Regions from separate parts of the Homo sapiens genome. Here all the other regions are linked to region 3. A link is a loop called in an ENCODE intact Hi-C map of the cell type or tissue named here. Cell type or tissue: psoas muscle. All regions are shown on one strand. Region 1 overlaps LOC105379013 (a long non-coding RNA gene). Region 2 has its middle 130 kb from the start of PIK3R1. Region 3 overlaps PIK3R1 (phosphoinositide-3-kinase regulatory subunit 1).

The links. Hi-C counts contacts between places; a loop is a spot of excess contacts. Peaks named below come from ENCODE experiments on the same cell type or tissue, not always from the same donor. Only the 100,000 strongest peaks of a DNase experiment are listed, where the experiment ranks them.
Region 1: it touches region 3 in a loop (5-fold over the local background); 2 of 110 quality-filtered maps call a loop at or near these places.
Region 2: a loop joins it to region 3, with 2.8 times the contacts of the local background. A loop is called at or near these places in 19 of 110 quality-filtered maps.

Annotation. Positions count from the first base shown.
Region 1 is chr5:68,816,171-68,821,170 of GRCh38, reverse strand. The region is part of intron 2 of LOC105379013 (a long non-coding RNA gene); the gene reads left to right. Among named protein-coding and RNA genes, the nearest start is that of LINC02198, 210 kb to the left of the region's middle. In psoas muscle, a CTCF peak has its summit at 2,686; no DNase peak of the experiment used is centred here; H3K27ac peaks cover 1,115 bases.
Region 2 is chr5:68,340,403-68,345,402 of GRCh38, reverse strand. No RefSeq gene overlaps it. Among named protein-coding and RNA genes, the nearest start is that of PIK3R1, 130 kb to the right of the region's middle. In psoas muscle, no CTCF peak of the experiment used is centred here; a DNase peak (open chromatin) is centred at 1,902; H3K27ac peaks cover 898 bases.
Region 3 is chr5:68,290,365-68,295,364 of GRCh38, reverse strand. PIK3R1 (phosphoinositide-3-kinase regulatory subunit 1) reads right to left here. Exons shown (of 16, transcript NM_181523.3): 8 at 3,004-3,106; 9 at 2,166-2,264; 10 at 1,882-2,062; 11 at 1,531-1,656; 12 at 687-829; 13 at 41-217. Among named protein-coding and RNA genes, the nearest start is that of PIK3R1, 77 kb to the right of the region's middle. In psoas muscle, no CTCF peak of the experiment used is centred here; no DNase peak of the experiment used is centred here; H3K4me3 peaks cover 4,206 bases; H3K27ac peaks cover 3,102 bases.

The DNA of each region.
Region 1 (5,000 bases), 530 kb before region 3:
TGTTTTTGCGGCGGGAGGGGGTGGTTGTTGGATATGAGGAGGCAAAAGGGTGAAGGTGCAAGGGAAATGACAAATGCCTCCATTTGTCTAAATTTACTCTGAACCACTATAATCACAAGAATCAAGTTTCGTGGAGAACAGGTTCATGGGTGAAAGAAAGGCTTTTGAGAGACTATTTTTGGCTATTATTGTGGATGCTGTTACCCCTAGTGTGCCACTATATGTATCATAACCATAGTGACCATATGTTTTCCAGGTTCGCCTGTGTCAAGGTGATAAGTTGTAATATTTACTTGGGAAAATACTTAATATCTATTTGGGAAAATATTTACATGATCCCCATAGCTATAGACTGTGAAAAGAATGATTCTTAAATGAAGTTATTCAAGTGCATGGGGTACCTTATTAAGCAAACAATTAGGAAAAATTTAATATACTGAACAAAGTCAGTGCAAAGCACAGAGATATTAAATTAATGTTACCACCTCAGTTCTCTTCTTTTGAGCAGTTTGGTAAATGTTGTCTTCTTTTTAATAATCTTAGAGTGGAACAATTCTAGAGTTGAACTGATATAAGCATAAATCTTTGGGCTGGTTTTAGAATCTAGAATATGAAATTTTGAAATTTTGTGAACAAATTGCAGTAGAGAATGATCCATCAAGTTTGCATATGAACTTGAATTAAAAATCTGTGATACTTCCCACCATCACCATAAATATTTGGTCAGACCATCTTTTTTTTGAGTTGTACATAGCACTTACTCTTCAGATTCCTTATAAGACAAGCAGATGCCAAAATATAGAATGTATGACAGAGATTCTTAAATCAGGTAGGGTAGATGTTATAATTAGTATTGCCTCTCCACTTCCACCACCCCATAACGTAGCAGAAGAGCATCTTGCTATTATCTCACCTAGCCTTCTGTACATCCATTTCAAATATCTGCTCTTCTCCTAGCTCCATCAGAATGGAAACCAACCCTGCTGATTTTCCTCAAACATTGAACTTTTGATAACCAAGTATATCTTGTGAGACTCTTAAAGTGTGTTTTTTTCCTTCTTTCTTTTTTTTTTTTTTTTTTTTTCAGATTCTTGCTCTGCTGCCCAGGCTGGAGTGCAGTGGCATGATCATGGCTCACTGCAACCTTAAACTTCTGGGATCAAGCAATCCTCCTGCCTCAGCCTCTTGAGTAGATATGACTACAGGGGAGCAGTGTAATACCCAGCTACTTTTTTTTTTGCCTTCCTTGAGATAGGGTCTCACTATGTTGCCAAGGCTGGTCTTGAACTCCTGGTCCCAAGTGATCTTCCTAACTTGGCCTTCCAAAGCTTTGGGATTACAGGTGTGAGCCACCACACCTGGCCAGTGTGTCTATTTATAATTCTGCACACTCTTAGAACAAATGATGCCAAACTGCAGAATAACGGAGGCTTCCTTTTCCATTCGCCTGTGCAAATAGGTAACCAGGCAAAATGTTCCCTGTGAAGTGAGCATATCGTGGTGCTCATGATTTCCTTTTGAGCAGGACAGCAACCGTGTGATCCATGGCGGGATGTATCATTGAATCAGGGCTAGGATGCTCGTCTGTGTTCTCAGTATCACCTCTCTGCTCTTGAGGAGGTTGGGCTTCTACTTGCCTTCTCTGTGGTTAAACATTTTGCAAGCTCTCAATGTTATCTTCCAACCCCCGGACACTATTATCTCAGAATTTGCTGCTTTTGGGAGGGCTCTGGCAGTGGCAGAACAAATATATCCTTGGTCATGAAGTATCTCACCTGCTCTGATTTGTAAGAGAGGGTGCTTGATGTCTTTATCCACCCTCCTAGTTCCCCACTTCTCTATCTTGTTTTGAGCCCCAGGAGGCTGACCTGTATGGACTGCAGCAGTGAGGGCTCCCAGGCCCTCAGTTTCTGGCTGAGTTTGGCACCAGGAAGCACTGGCAGCAGATCGAAGGGAGGAAGGAGAATGAGGTCCAGGTATTTATTTCCTGGCTTCCTCCCTGCTTGATCGTGGTGTGCTGGCCATCTCCTGCAACTGAAGGTCTCAGCTCCTGTCACTCCATGTGGCTTTGTCTCTGGATTCCACTGCTTACGCCTAGGGTAGGAGCAGTGCCCTGCTATTCCTAGCTCTGAGATAATACACTGTGACTTATGGTCTTTCCTACATCCTGCCCATACCTTTGTAAATAGTCCCTTAATTAAACTCTCCTCAAATAACCCAATTTGAGAGTGCCATCTGTTTCCTGCTGGAACCCTAACTGATAGAAGTTGTCCTTGAATAAATGCTATTGGTGGAAGAGTACTGAAGGACTTCACCATGACCCCCAGAACCCAGCAGCAAGCAATGCCACAGATGTACCTATGTAAGTTGCACTGGATCTTGCAGATGGGAGGGATGCTCTTGCTGCGTGTGGTTTCTGTTGCTGTTTTCTGAGATACTGCCTGGATCACTTGCCCCCTGGCCTGGGAGCCATTGCACTATAGCTCTGGTTTTTATTTGGAGCCTAAGAGAGAGGAGGAAGCAAGTCCTCTTCATTAGTGCTGCTGGCACAGAAGGAGGCGTCTGAGTCAGCAACTGAGAACAGATGATTTTGAAGCATCGCCTTGTCTCTGGTGCCGCTTCTCTCTCCTCTGGCACTGGTGGCCCAAGTCCGTCCTGGCGTCAGGCGGCCACAAGGAGAGCTGCCCTGAAGCACTGGGCCTGCTGCCTCCCTCCCGCAGTCTTCTCTGGCATCCCTGTCCCCTTGCAAGGCAGAGCCTCATTAGCAAGTGAAATGTTATAGTTTCAAACAAACAAACAAGCCCTAAAGTCTGCCAAGTCGTCTGGGTGAAATCACAAAGAAATCTCAGTGTCCTGTGCCTCTTTTGGGCCCTCTCTCTGGGGATTCAGAAGCTGCAGCAGGACTGACTTCCTTCCTGCTTGCTAGTGGGTGACTGTCTCCAAAGCCGTGATATCTAACCACTGACCCTACCTGATAAACCTAGTGAGGTCCCAGAGAGCTGGGTTATCCTTTGTCCGCTGTTGATTCAGGTGAACTCGTCACTGTTTGGGATTTAAGCAATTCCCTTCCTTGCATCCTTTCCCAGTCACAGGTTTCTTGAGGGAACCCTTCCTCGCCATTTGCTTTTTGTTTTTGGTCAGCTCACTGGAAAAAAACAGGGACTGCTCCAGACTGAGGAAAGCAGTCAGGGACACTGTCTCTGCCCAAACTAGCAAAGCCAACTTTATCAAATTCAGGGAGTACAGGAGTTAGAAAGACACAACAGAGTTGTGTTCCCTGGCAAAGAAATAGTAAAGAGCAAAACAGTCAATTCAGAGGGCAAACTGCTTGCCTCACTAATAAAGCATGGCTCATGATGGAAAATAACTCAAGAAAGTAGGGAGCAAATGGATTTAGTTGCTATGGGAACGCAGTTGGGAAAAATACATGAAATATGTAAATACTGTAATTTGGTATTTTAATGTACTTTTCTATGAAGAAAATTCCCTGACAACGAAAACTAACAACTCTTTCCTCTGCTACACACAGCACTGATTGACAGAGGCTGGGCAAGTGGGTTTCCCAATTGAATTTTGCCCCTAGGACTGAAGACATCTTTATTCTCAAGCATAAAAATCAGACACCTGGAGCAGTGGTTCTCAACTCTGGATGCACATTAGACTTAGAGAACTTTCAGAACAAAATCAGACACACCCCAGACAGGTTAAATCAGATTTTCTGGGTAGGGCGGTGGGCTTTGGGATTTTTTGAAAAGTCCCCAGTCTTTTCTGATGGGCAGCCACTGTTGTGACCAGGGCCCAGAATCTTGATTTGGTAGGCTTGGTAACTATAGATTGCTTATTTTATCGTACGCCTTCACTAGGTTTTTATTTCACAGATTTTTGGTCATTTTGAGTGATTTGTACATTTTAATAGCAATAATGGGAAATGATTAGCAATCATTACTCTACCATTGTTAGTGTTATTATCTTCACCATAATAGACTAGTGCTTCTCCTATTTGTAGAAAACATGATAATATATTACAAAGTATTATCATTTAACCATAATAATGATTAATTGCTGTTATTTAAAAAATTATAAATTGATAATTTGGAAAGTTTAGATGTTGCTCTAAATGCTAATATCAATCTGTATTTTAATAATTACCATCATTACTTATCATTAGCTGTGTAATAAATCAGTAGTAAACATTTATGTAGATATAACTGTGAAACTTGCTTAGTAATAATCTGTACCAGAGTTGGTAAGTGGCATTTCTGTTTTCCTGATGGGAAAAATGTTACAAGAATCATGTGATTCGCATTAACTTATATGTTGAAATCATGGCATATCTGAGTGCAGACCTTCAAAATATCATCTTTTTTTTCCCTCTGCCTGGCTCCTGTTACTTTTGCTCTGTCCAATACGATAAATTACAATCCTTCTCCTATGGTATTACTCCAGGAACAAAACAACAAGTGCGGAGTTTACTGGTATCCAAAGAGAATTTGAATGAGTGGGGAAGAAGGATTCATGAAAATGGTCAATATTATAGAAAGTAAGAATGAATTGTGAAAATCCCACTTGGTTGTTTCACCTAAATTCAGGTGGTCAGGGTTTTTAGAGTCTATGGGGGATTCCGACCTATGGAAAGCTTGCTTGCTTCTGAAACATTCTCTCTCTTCTTACCTTTAACATTGTTGTTATTACGTGTAAACTTTGGAGACCAGCCCCTGCGTCCAGCCTGACTAAGTTCAGGTTATACCATTGATCCAGGCTGCTGGGTCCCCTGGAAATAGGCACAGCATGCCTTCTGTACCCAGTCCCCTGGTGGTCTTTGAGTTGTCTTCCCCCAACTCTCCCAACGAGGTTAGATTCTCTAGTTTCTGTTATCTGCTCCCACAGCACCATTTTTGCCTCCGCTGTAGGCCTTAGCCTAAGTAAGTAAGTCATAATTATTTATTTAATGTCATTCTCTCCCCAAAAGCTGATAGCTCCAGGAAGGCAGCAGATAGTAG
Region 2 (5,000 bases), 50 kb before region 3:
TCACCCATAAAATAACATGATCCCCTTTTATCTTTCCATAGATGTCAAAAGGATGAATCAGGGATGTCTGTGTATTCCCCTCAGAGCTGTTACTCTGCTAGTGTGAGCTGTAGCGAACAATTTGCACCAGAAGCTTGAGGCTCACTTACTGTTGAGCCACAGTCTACCCAATCTCAGATAGCCGCTGGTGGCAATAGGTAGGTTACCAGGAAGAATAATACACAAACCAGCTCTTATGACAATGTCATTATCACACTTATTATTTTGCTTTCTCTTTTCTGGGCTGAGAGTACTTCACAATATACAATCTCTATTCTTGGTCTTCCTGTGAGATAGGCAGTCAGAAGAAAATGGGAAATCTTAGCACATCTGAACAATAGTAAGTCTTTCTTCACAGTGTTGTCTGAAGAGTGTTGCTTGATGACATCAGCAGCCAGATCTGTGCCTTCCCCCACACAATGAGGCTGAGTTTCTGTGCATGGGTGAGAAAGCATCTTATGAGCTGAATGATAATTAGGAAAACCATTGAGAAAATGGGAGTGACATCCTGCAAATTAAAAGCAGTTGTAATGTAAAAGGAAATTAAATCTTCAGTTTTTAAGAAAGATAGGCAATCTTGCCCACAACATTTTGACCCTTTTCCTTTATTTCTTCCCAGTCCATGCTTCTCCTTTATCTTTTCTTGGGCCCGTGTTCATTTTCTCACTGAGTTGATACTGCTTCAAACAGTTTTGTGGTTTCTGTAGGTGTGTCATTAAAACAAGGACATGGCTTCTAGGCATCTGTGATGACTCAGCGAGTTCAAACTCTATCTGCTGCGTTAGTGCAATGGATCAACCTCCTCTTGCTGCACAGAGCCTGCCAGATATCCATGGTGCCTGTCAGGGCTCTGGTTGGGCATTCATTGTTCTATTCAATCAGTTATGCCAACGATGGTCAGTCAAGTGGCATGGCATCATATTACTTGTCTGAGGCTCCTAATGAATGAGGGAAGGTTACCTTAAGAGGCCCTTCTTTCTTTGCCCTGTGGAACACTAGTAGCACAGTGTTTGGTACTTTACTTAGTTTCGCGCCAACTCCTGTAACCATGGGTTGCTCCTTTTGGAGCTCTGGTTAGACTCACCCAAGTGGCTTAGCTTGGTGCTTCCTAAACATTAACATTCATATACATCACCCAAGATCTTATTAAAATGCAGATTTGGATTCAGTGGGTCTGGGATAGGGCTGCCTATTCTGCATTTCCAACAGACGCTGCTGTTCCATGGACTATACTTTGAATAGCAAGAGCCTAATCCCAGCTGAGCACATCGTTTTATGACAACCTGCCACCATTAGCAGATAGAAGAACAGAAGTGCAAGTGCCACTGGATTTTTTTCAAACGTTTGACCTCCATAATAGGGAAGGGAAAAGGAACTACCATTGATAGAGCCTTTACTACACCCCAGGCATAATGCCTAGTTGTCAACATCATTTAATTCTATTATCCCATTGATGAGAATCTGAGCAACTTGAATAAGAAAGTGATTACTTAAAACTTGGTTTGTGAGTCCCTGCCCTTTCTGACATCAGTAACTAGTGTTGCTAAGGCAACTCAACAGGCCCAGGTTGCCAAATCTGAGAGGAGGGGATGTCAAGAGAGACCGAGAACTCATGGCACACTACAGGAAACCCCGACTCCAAGAAAGACCTACCCAAAATAGAGGTGTGCTGATGCAAATCAGTGATCACTGCTGTTCTCAGGGTATAAGAATAGGTTGGAAACCTCTCTGGTGACTCATCAGCCTTCACAGTTGCCAGGAGTTATCTCTAGCTCTAGTCAGGCAGCCAGTCACTCCCTGGCAAAGGGAAAGCCTTTTCTCGAGAACATTCTGATCTGAAAAGGAGCTGGCTTGAGCTCATTATTCAGGGTCAGGTGGCACAATGAACTATGCTGCACCACCTCGGATGGACTTTTCTGCGGGGGTTGAGAACCAGATCAGATTGTCATAGATCCCTACCCCTTCTGGCCCAAGCCCCATGAATGGAGAAGTGGTGGGCAGTGGGTGGGAGTTGGGGGGCGGGGGCGATGAGTCTCTGAAACCAGGTAAAAACCCATTTCTCTGGGATACTTCATTGTTTAGCTAAGTGGATGAGGGCCTACAGTGCCAAGATTTGCACACTCTAGGCATCACAGGGCTGGTCCCAGATTGGCATCAGAATCCCAGATTGGGTTCTCCATTGGAAGCAGATGCCTTAAAAGGTTTCTTGGCTGACAGTGCATCCCCCAGACCACACATTTTTGTTCTCCTCTGACCATTCCAATTCAGAGCTACCTCTTCCAAGGTAGGGCTCCTTCTGACTGAAGAGACTAAGAGTAGGCGATTGGAGAAGGTTTTTAATGATGTCAGGTCTTCTGAAATATTTTCTTCTCTGGAAAGTATTCTCAAACACCAAGCTCCTGGCCTAGAACTATTAACAGAGCAGAATGTTTCTTTGGAGTGTTGAAAAGAATAGCATATGAGAGGATTATCAGTATTGGCTGGTAACATATTCTGAGGATCCAACTAGGGTTATGACATTGTGTTAGAAGCTGTGAGCAATAATGAAAATGACACCTCAAACCTTTATTATCAGATGTGGAATAGGAGTTATACATTCTGGTTTATTAAATAATAGATTTTTTTCATAATAAGAACTGCAGAGGAGAAAAGACTTTCCCTTTACCCTCTGAGAATTTGATAACTGCGTCTATAAAATACGTTGACAGCAATCACATTAACAGGAGAACAGGCAGACAAATTTATTATGTACATGGCGGCATCCCAGAAAAGAAAAGGGGATATTTGCAAAACCCAATGAGATCTAGAAATCTACATGGGCTCGTTGTAGGGGAGACAGAATGTAGGTAACTTAGGGAAGAGTAAATGATTTGAGGGAAAGAGGAATGGGTGGTAGATGAGATTCAAGGGCAGTAGTGGGCAGGCTGAGTGGGGTTTGTTGGGGATTCATGACGACTGAGTTCTTCCAAAGGATCTGTCTTTAAGCAGATAAGGGAAGTTTAGAGAAAGCCCCTTCTTGCACTAGCTGTTCCCCAAATGCCCTCAATTTGAAGTCATCAGCACACCAAAGCAGCATATTTGGGGTGGTATTTCCTAAACTCCTTCAGAACAAACATGAATGGCATGTTAGAGTTTACAGAGCACTTTCATATAAATTATGCAATTTGGTTACTCACAATTAACCTGCAAGATAAAAAATATATATATAATCTGCATTTTGTTGATGAGAAAAATGAACCTCAAAGAGGTAAGGATATTTTTTTCAAAGTTAAATAAGTATCTGGAAGTGGATTTGGGATTAAGATGAGGCATTGTTTTTTTTCTCTTCATCACAGTATCCAGGGCACTGGGGAGAAAATGGAGAGTGGCTCTTCCCTGGCCCTTACCCCTTCTCCTGGAAGAGTCCTGTGTGTTTGTGTATCTGACTTATGGGAGGTGTCCACAATCCATTTCCTCTTCCTTCTATGGCCCCTCATCCTTCAAAGGACACAGAGTTCTCTAGTGCAAAGCCCATTACCTTTAAAACACCCTGCTTCCAAAAAAATCCATACCTCTGGTTCCCAGGACTTTACCTTGGCCTGGTCATCGTCATTTCCCTTGTTTAAATGTTAAAGAAGTGGGTTGTCAGTGTGCGTGGGGTGAACCACACGGGAGAGAGACCATATTCTACCTTGCATTGGGGCCATTTTTGCCAATCACAACTTGGTTGCAATCTGTGTTCTCCTAAATTGCTTTCATAGGGACTACCTTGTCTTGCCAACTGATCACCTGTCCATAAGCATTTCAGATATGGGATTGTGTTTTATTCGTCCATGGAATTGCAGCTCCTAGAAGACATCACGATGTTAAGGGAGAGCCTTAGATAGTAAGTGTTTGATTACAATTGTCAAAAAACAAAATGATAACAAAGTTAAAGATCTTAAATTGGCTTTTATTTGTGATTCTAGAATTGGACAACACCTCACTCTATAAAATAGAACGAATGTTCTGATGAGCAGAGCAGAGGAGTTTGGTTTTGTAGATAGGAAATGGCTGAGGAAAGCAGAAACAAAACAAAATACAAATTCGTTATTTCAAAATTACTTTTCTTGTAAAGGTTAAAGCAGAGGGGACTTCTTTTTGCAGATTAAAGTTGCCCTGCTTGGTGGTTTGGCTATTATCTCTCTCATTTCTTGAAGGTCAGATAAAGATCTTAGTTTTGGCTTGGTGGTGCGAAACTTCAGCAGGAGAAGCTCCATTTCAGTTTGGTCTGTGGGGTTTAGGGCAGGGGCTCAGTCCAAACCAATGGCCTCCTATAAATATTGTTTAACAAAATTATTAGAATAACTCAGGGGTATTAAGAAAAAGCCTGGGCTAGGCGCGGTGGCTCATACCTGTAAACCCAGCACTTTGGGAGGCTGAGGCGGGTGGATCACAAGGTCAGGAGATCGAGACCATCCTGGCCAACATGGTGAAAGCCCGTCTCTACTAAAAATACAAAAATTATCTGGGTTTGGTGGTGTGCACCTATAATCCCAGCTACTCAGGAGGCTAAGGCAGGAGAATCGCTTGAACCCGGGAGGCGGAGATTGCAGTGAGCCAAGATCATGCCACTGCACTCCAGCCTGGGCGACAGAGTGAGACTCCGTCTCAAAAAGAAAAGCAAAAAAGAAAAAGCCTGAAAAATTCCTCTTTTTGTCAGAAAGTACGCTATCCTCCAGGATTCTCTTCTGTGGGGGAAAAAACTTGCAGACCATGGACTCACTCTGTCCTTGGGAATTCAGTGGCAGGAGTTCACTCCTGGGAGGTGGAGAAGGCATTCAGAGGTCTGCTCAGCTACACCACTGCTCTGGAGTCTCATTCCCTCATTCTTCTTGCCCATCCTCAGCCTGGTTAATCTCATTAGACTCTGGACAAAGGTAGGAGGTAAATTCCCACCCACCCCCTACCCAAGAGATGCTGGGTCTGTAGATCTGGGTGGA
Region 3 (5,000 bases):
ACCAATTATTCATGTATAGGATTCCATTTCAAATACTTACATCAAGTATTGGTCTCTCGTCTTTCTCAGCTGGATAAGGTCTGGTTTAATGCTGTTCATACGTTTGTCAATTTCTCGATACTCAGCTGCCTGCTTCTTCAAGTCTTCTTCCAATCTTCTTCTACTGTCAATAATTTCACTGATTCGAGACTTCAACTTATCATAATTATGCATAATCCTGCAGGCAAAAGAAACGTATTTGTTATTATCTGGGTACATCAGGAACGGTCCCCAAAGTTTATGAAAAGTTTCACTATGGTTTCCCAGCAGTTTTCCTTAGGTAAAGCGTGGCTTCTCTTCCTGTCATTTTTTTTTTTTTTTGGAGTGGCTCAACATATTTTATTTTATTTTATTTTTTTATTTTTATTATACTTTAAGTTTTAGGGTACATGTGCACATTGTGCAGGTTAGTTACATATGTATACATGTGCCATGCTGGTGCGCCGCACCCACTAACTCGTCATCTAGCATTAGGTATATCTCCCAATGCTATCCCTCCCTCCTCCCCCCACCCCACCACAGTCCCCAGAGTGATATTCCCCTTCCTGTGTCCACGTGATCATTCAAAGCACAGAAAGCGAGATCATCTTTAAATGGTTTTAGAGGATTTTGGTTATCTCTAGCACAAGAACAAGGGAAACACCAACCTTTGTATTTCTTTCTCATTGCCTTCACGTTTAAACTTTTCTATGTATTCTTTGCTGTACCGCTCTTGGGTCTGGCACTGTTCTTCAAATATTTTTATGGTTTCATTAAATGCTTCAATAGCTGTCCTTTTCATTTGGATTTCCTGCAACATAATTTTAAAAAGATAATGTCATACCTTTCATAGAACAATCTCTTACTGCAAGACACTACCAGGACATTTGATCTGTATTATTAGCAGAGTGGGACTCAAATTCATAAAATCCATTAAAACAGTATCCCAGAAACAAGTATTTCCTCTGGAGAATTTTCTCAATCTATGAAAAATGATTGCGTAGCAATTTCCTATAGTTTTTATCTTCTTAAAAGCTATTGTAGTTTATAGCATCCCTGTTGTTTTCTGTTCCCTCTGGCATTCCCAGATACATGAGTGACCAGTGAAGAATAAGGGTCTAGAAAAGCACAGCAGTATATAGCCCTTCCTTTTCATGGTAGGATATATATTAATGCCTAAATCTCCATTTCAGGGATTAGACAAGTCTGTGAAACTTCCAGTTATTACTAACTTCCAATCTAAACAGGATCCTTCTATCACGAATTAAATCAACTTGAAACTCAGTGACTGCTTCAGTTATCACGTGAACTTAATTTATTATTCTGATACTTAAAATTTTTGGTTTAAAGCTTTAGAGATATTACACTAGAATAATCAACAATGATTCACAAATAAATGCTCTCACCCCCACCTCATTCGTAAAAACTCAACCTTTTAAATTCTTTTTTCCATGTTAGTCTTTAAAAGTTTAGAACTCTTATTTTTTAATCTGATTTTCATAGAAAACTCACCTGGGATGTGCGGGTATATTCTTCATATAATCTATCATATTCTCGACTTTTTTCTTGAAACTGAGTGTTATATTCATGTAATTTTTTCCCTACAGCTTCAATATTATCTTCTTTGACAACTTGATCCTAGAAAGATTAAAATAAATTCAATGGATAAGGTATTTAATCAAATAACAATTGTTTAACAAAATAGCTGACATGGAAACATCTTTAAAATTGCAATTATGTAATTACGAGTGTCAAGTTTTTTAGACTTGATTACATGTAATTCATCTGCTTCAAATGTTTTCTAAGTATTAAAAGGATCTTGTCTAAACATCGTAACTGGATAATTCATTCAGTTTTTATTACCTGTTGGTATTTGGATACTGGATAAAGTAATTTCACATCCAATTTGGGATTATACTGAGCTAGAGATTCATTCCGGTAGTGGTTTATTAATTCAACCACAGAACTGAAGGTTAATGGGTCAGAGAAGCCATATTTCCCATCTCGATGAAATATTTTGATTAATTTGTTATTTCCCCCTTTCCTGTAAAAACAATATAAAAATAAAGGTATTAACATTTTGGAATAAGGAAATATGTTTTAATATCAGCCCAAAACCCTAATTTCAGCTATATTCCCTGGCTTACCTTAGTGTAAGAGTATAATCACCATGCATTTTAGTAGACGCATCTCGTACCAAAAAGGTCCCGTCTGCTGTATCTCGAAGTTTTTCATTCACTTCTTCCCTGAAATGAAAACACAAAACAATGCTCATCTTAAGGTTTAGTGACCACAGATTTATATTTTTTAAAATAGGCTATTTTTTAGAGCAGTTTTAGGTTCACAGCAAAATCAAGTGGAAAGTACAGTGAGTGCCCATATTCCTCCTGCCCACATAGATTTAAATTAATGAATTGCATTTTCAGAGCTCACTAATAAGAGCTAATAATTTGTTTAAATAGAAATGTTAGCAATTGCAGTCTCATCACAAACAGGTGCATATCACTTTCACTATTGGTGTATCTGTGGTACTAAGTTTTTATTTTTTCAACCAAACATTACAATCTCTCTGACAAATGAGCACAGAAACTCATGATCTCAAAAGAGTTTCTCCAACCTTACTCCCCCTTCCCAAAGCTAACATAAAATGGCATTGTTTTCTTATTGTGTTTAAGGCAAGAATTCTTAGAGTTGTGCTTAATAGATAGAGTGCCTTCACACTCTGTTCTTAGGCAGTGCCACTTCACTCTGGCACTTCACTGACATCTCTGTCAATAATGAAACTTCCCGGGTATTTAATTTCCTGTGGCATCCAGCACCCACAGTTCTCCAGTGCTCAGTGACTTTTTCTGGTCGTCTTTGGAAGAGAACCAACTATGCTTCATGCTTATGTTGGATGATATCCTAAAAATGGAACTTAGCAAGCTGGTGCTTTTCTTTCTTTTAATCTAAAACTCTCTGAAAATGAAGTTTCTGTAGCCTTACCTCGAGATATCTCCCCAGTACCATTCAGCATCTTGTAAGGACATATTGTTATTCATACCGTTGTTGGCTACAGTAGTAGGTTTTGGTGGTTTAGGAGGCAGTGCTGCAGATGAAAAAGAAAAAGTTGTTCGCAATCCCAACTACATTAGAACTAAATTTCTTTAGATGAATACTTTTACTTTAAAAAAATAAAAAGTTAGAGTAACTGAAATATATAGCATTAGTTCACAATTCCATGCAATATGGAAGATAATTTTCTTAAAAAAAATCTTTCAGAGCATGGCTCAAAAAGAAATGAAACTGAAAAGGAGAAAAGAGAGAGAGCCTTAGAAACTAACAAATAAATTGGGCTGGCCATGTGAATAAATTTCAAAGTAAATCCAGAGTCATGACATTCTGTACTTCTAGATTCTAGTTATATTAAAGTTTCATGCCTGGTCAAATCCATCTAAAGTAAGAAACTATGAACATATGAGTAGCAGGAATAACATGAGTTGGCTTTAATTTCCTCTTATTTAATTACGAAAGACAAATTTGGTCTCTGTCCTCCACAAACTCTGTTGCAGTAATAAAAAGGCTCATCTACAGCAGTATGTTTTAAGAGGAGCAATTGGGTTTCTCTAATCTTAGTATTTCAGGCACTGTTCTGCCAAAAGCCACTTTAAGAAACTCTCATCTGTGCCCTAAATCTCTTTAATATGTTAATATTCTGTTGGATAAATTGTGCTCTATATACTAGGTCTGATTAAAAATGATATCCCCCTTCCTCAATGTCAAATCAGTATTCATATATACCAATTGGTGACAAATAAAAGACTGCAGTATTCCTGAATACCTTAAATGGGGGCAGGGGGAGAGCTAACATTGGAATAAAACAACTTACTTAGGAAACAAAATAAATCTAGGATTTTTAGGTAAATTCTGTCATAAGTTTTAAAGCACTGTTACTATTTTAACTTATACAAAAAATGATTTCAGGTATCTACCAAGAATATTTTACAAAGACTAACAATAATGGAAAGTCAACTTCTTTTTTCATTATAATATCTTAATATGAGAGAGCAAGCAAAGTCTCAACATTTAGAGAACTGAGTTGTAATCACTGCTACATTTTACATGCTTTCTAAAGTACCAAGTGTTATCACTGCAAAGTGCTACACTGTTCTCATCCACTGGCAACAGAGAAAAGCAGCACAAAAGATGCATCATTTTAATTACAGGGACAATATCCCACAACATAACTCACCCAGGGAAGGATCTCGATTAACAAAAGACACCAGTGAAAAACTGGAGTTCAATTCATATCCATTCAAGTAAGAATAAGCATTTACCACACACAGCCTGAGCTGCTTGCTTCCACAGACAGTCAAACAATCTGTTTAATTTTTAAGCCATGAGCAAACTAATTTTTATCAATGAAACAAATTAATAAAAACAGAAATCCAAAAAGGATCTTTTACAGTAGCTTTCGAAAAATTAAAAAGCCACGAAATTAACTAACTCTCTACAATAATACTGCAGTATTACCTGGTGGGTCCATTTCTATATAAAACATCAAGTCTGTGCCACAATTTATATCTGTCTTGGCATATTCTAAATCCAGGTCTTCCATATTCCAAACAGTATTGTACATTTGTGCAAGAGTTTCCTTGGCTGAGCTCAGTTATAAGAAAAGAGTCCGGCTTTCTTTGTAATGGTGTCTTGGAATTCATTTTAAAACCTATAAGGGGCTGCACTGAAACCTATTACATCACACGCCCCAGCCAATCAAGTCAGAAAAATGTCACCAGACCACTCCTGCTTCATCAGTTCTCTTCCATACCAGCCTTAACATAATGCCAACCTCACTAAGAAGCTACATTTAATAGAACTGCAATATATACATGCTCATCCTTTCAAAAAGGTGTTTAATTTGACTGTTCTCCAGCAGCGAGTTTTCTAATTCCTTGTTTATTACTCCTTGCAGCATGGTACGCTCTGCTGTTGGCAGGTTGACA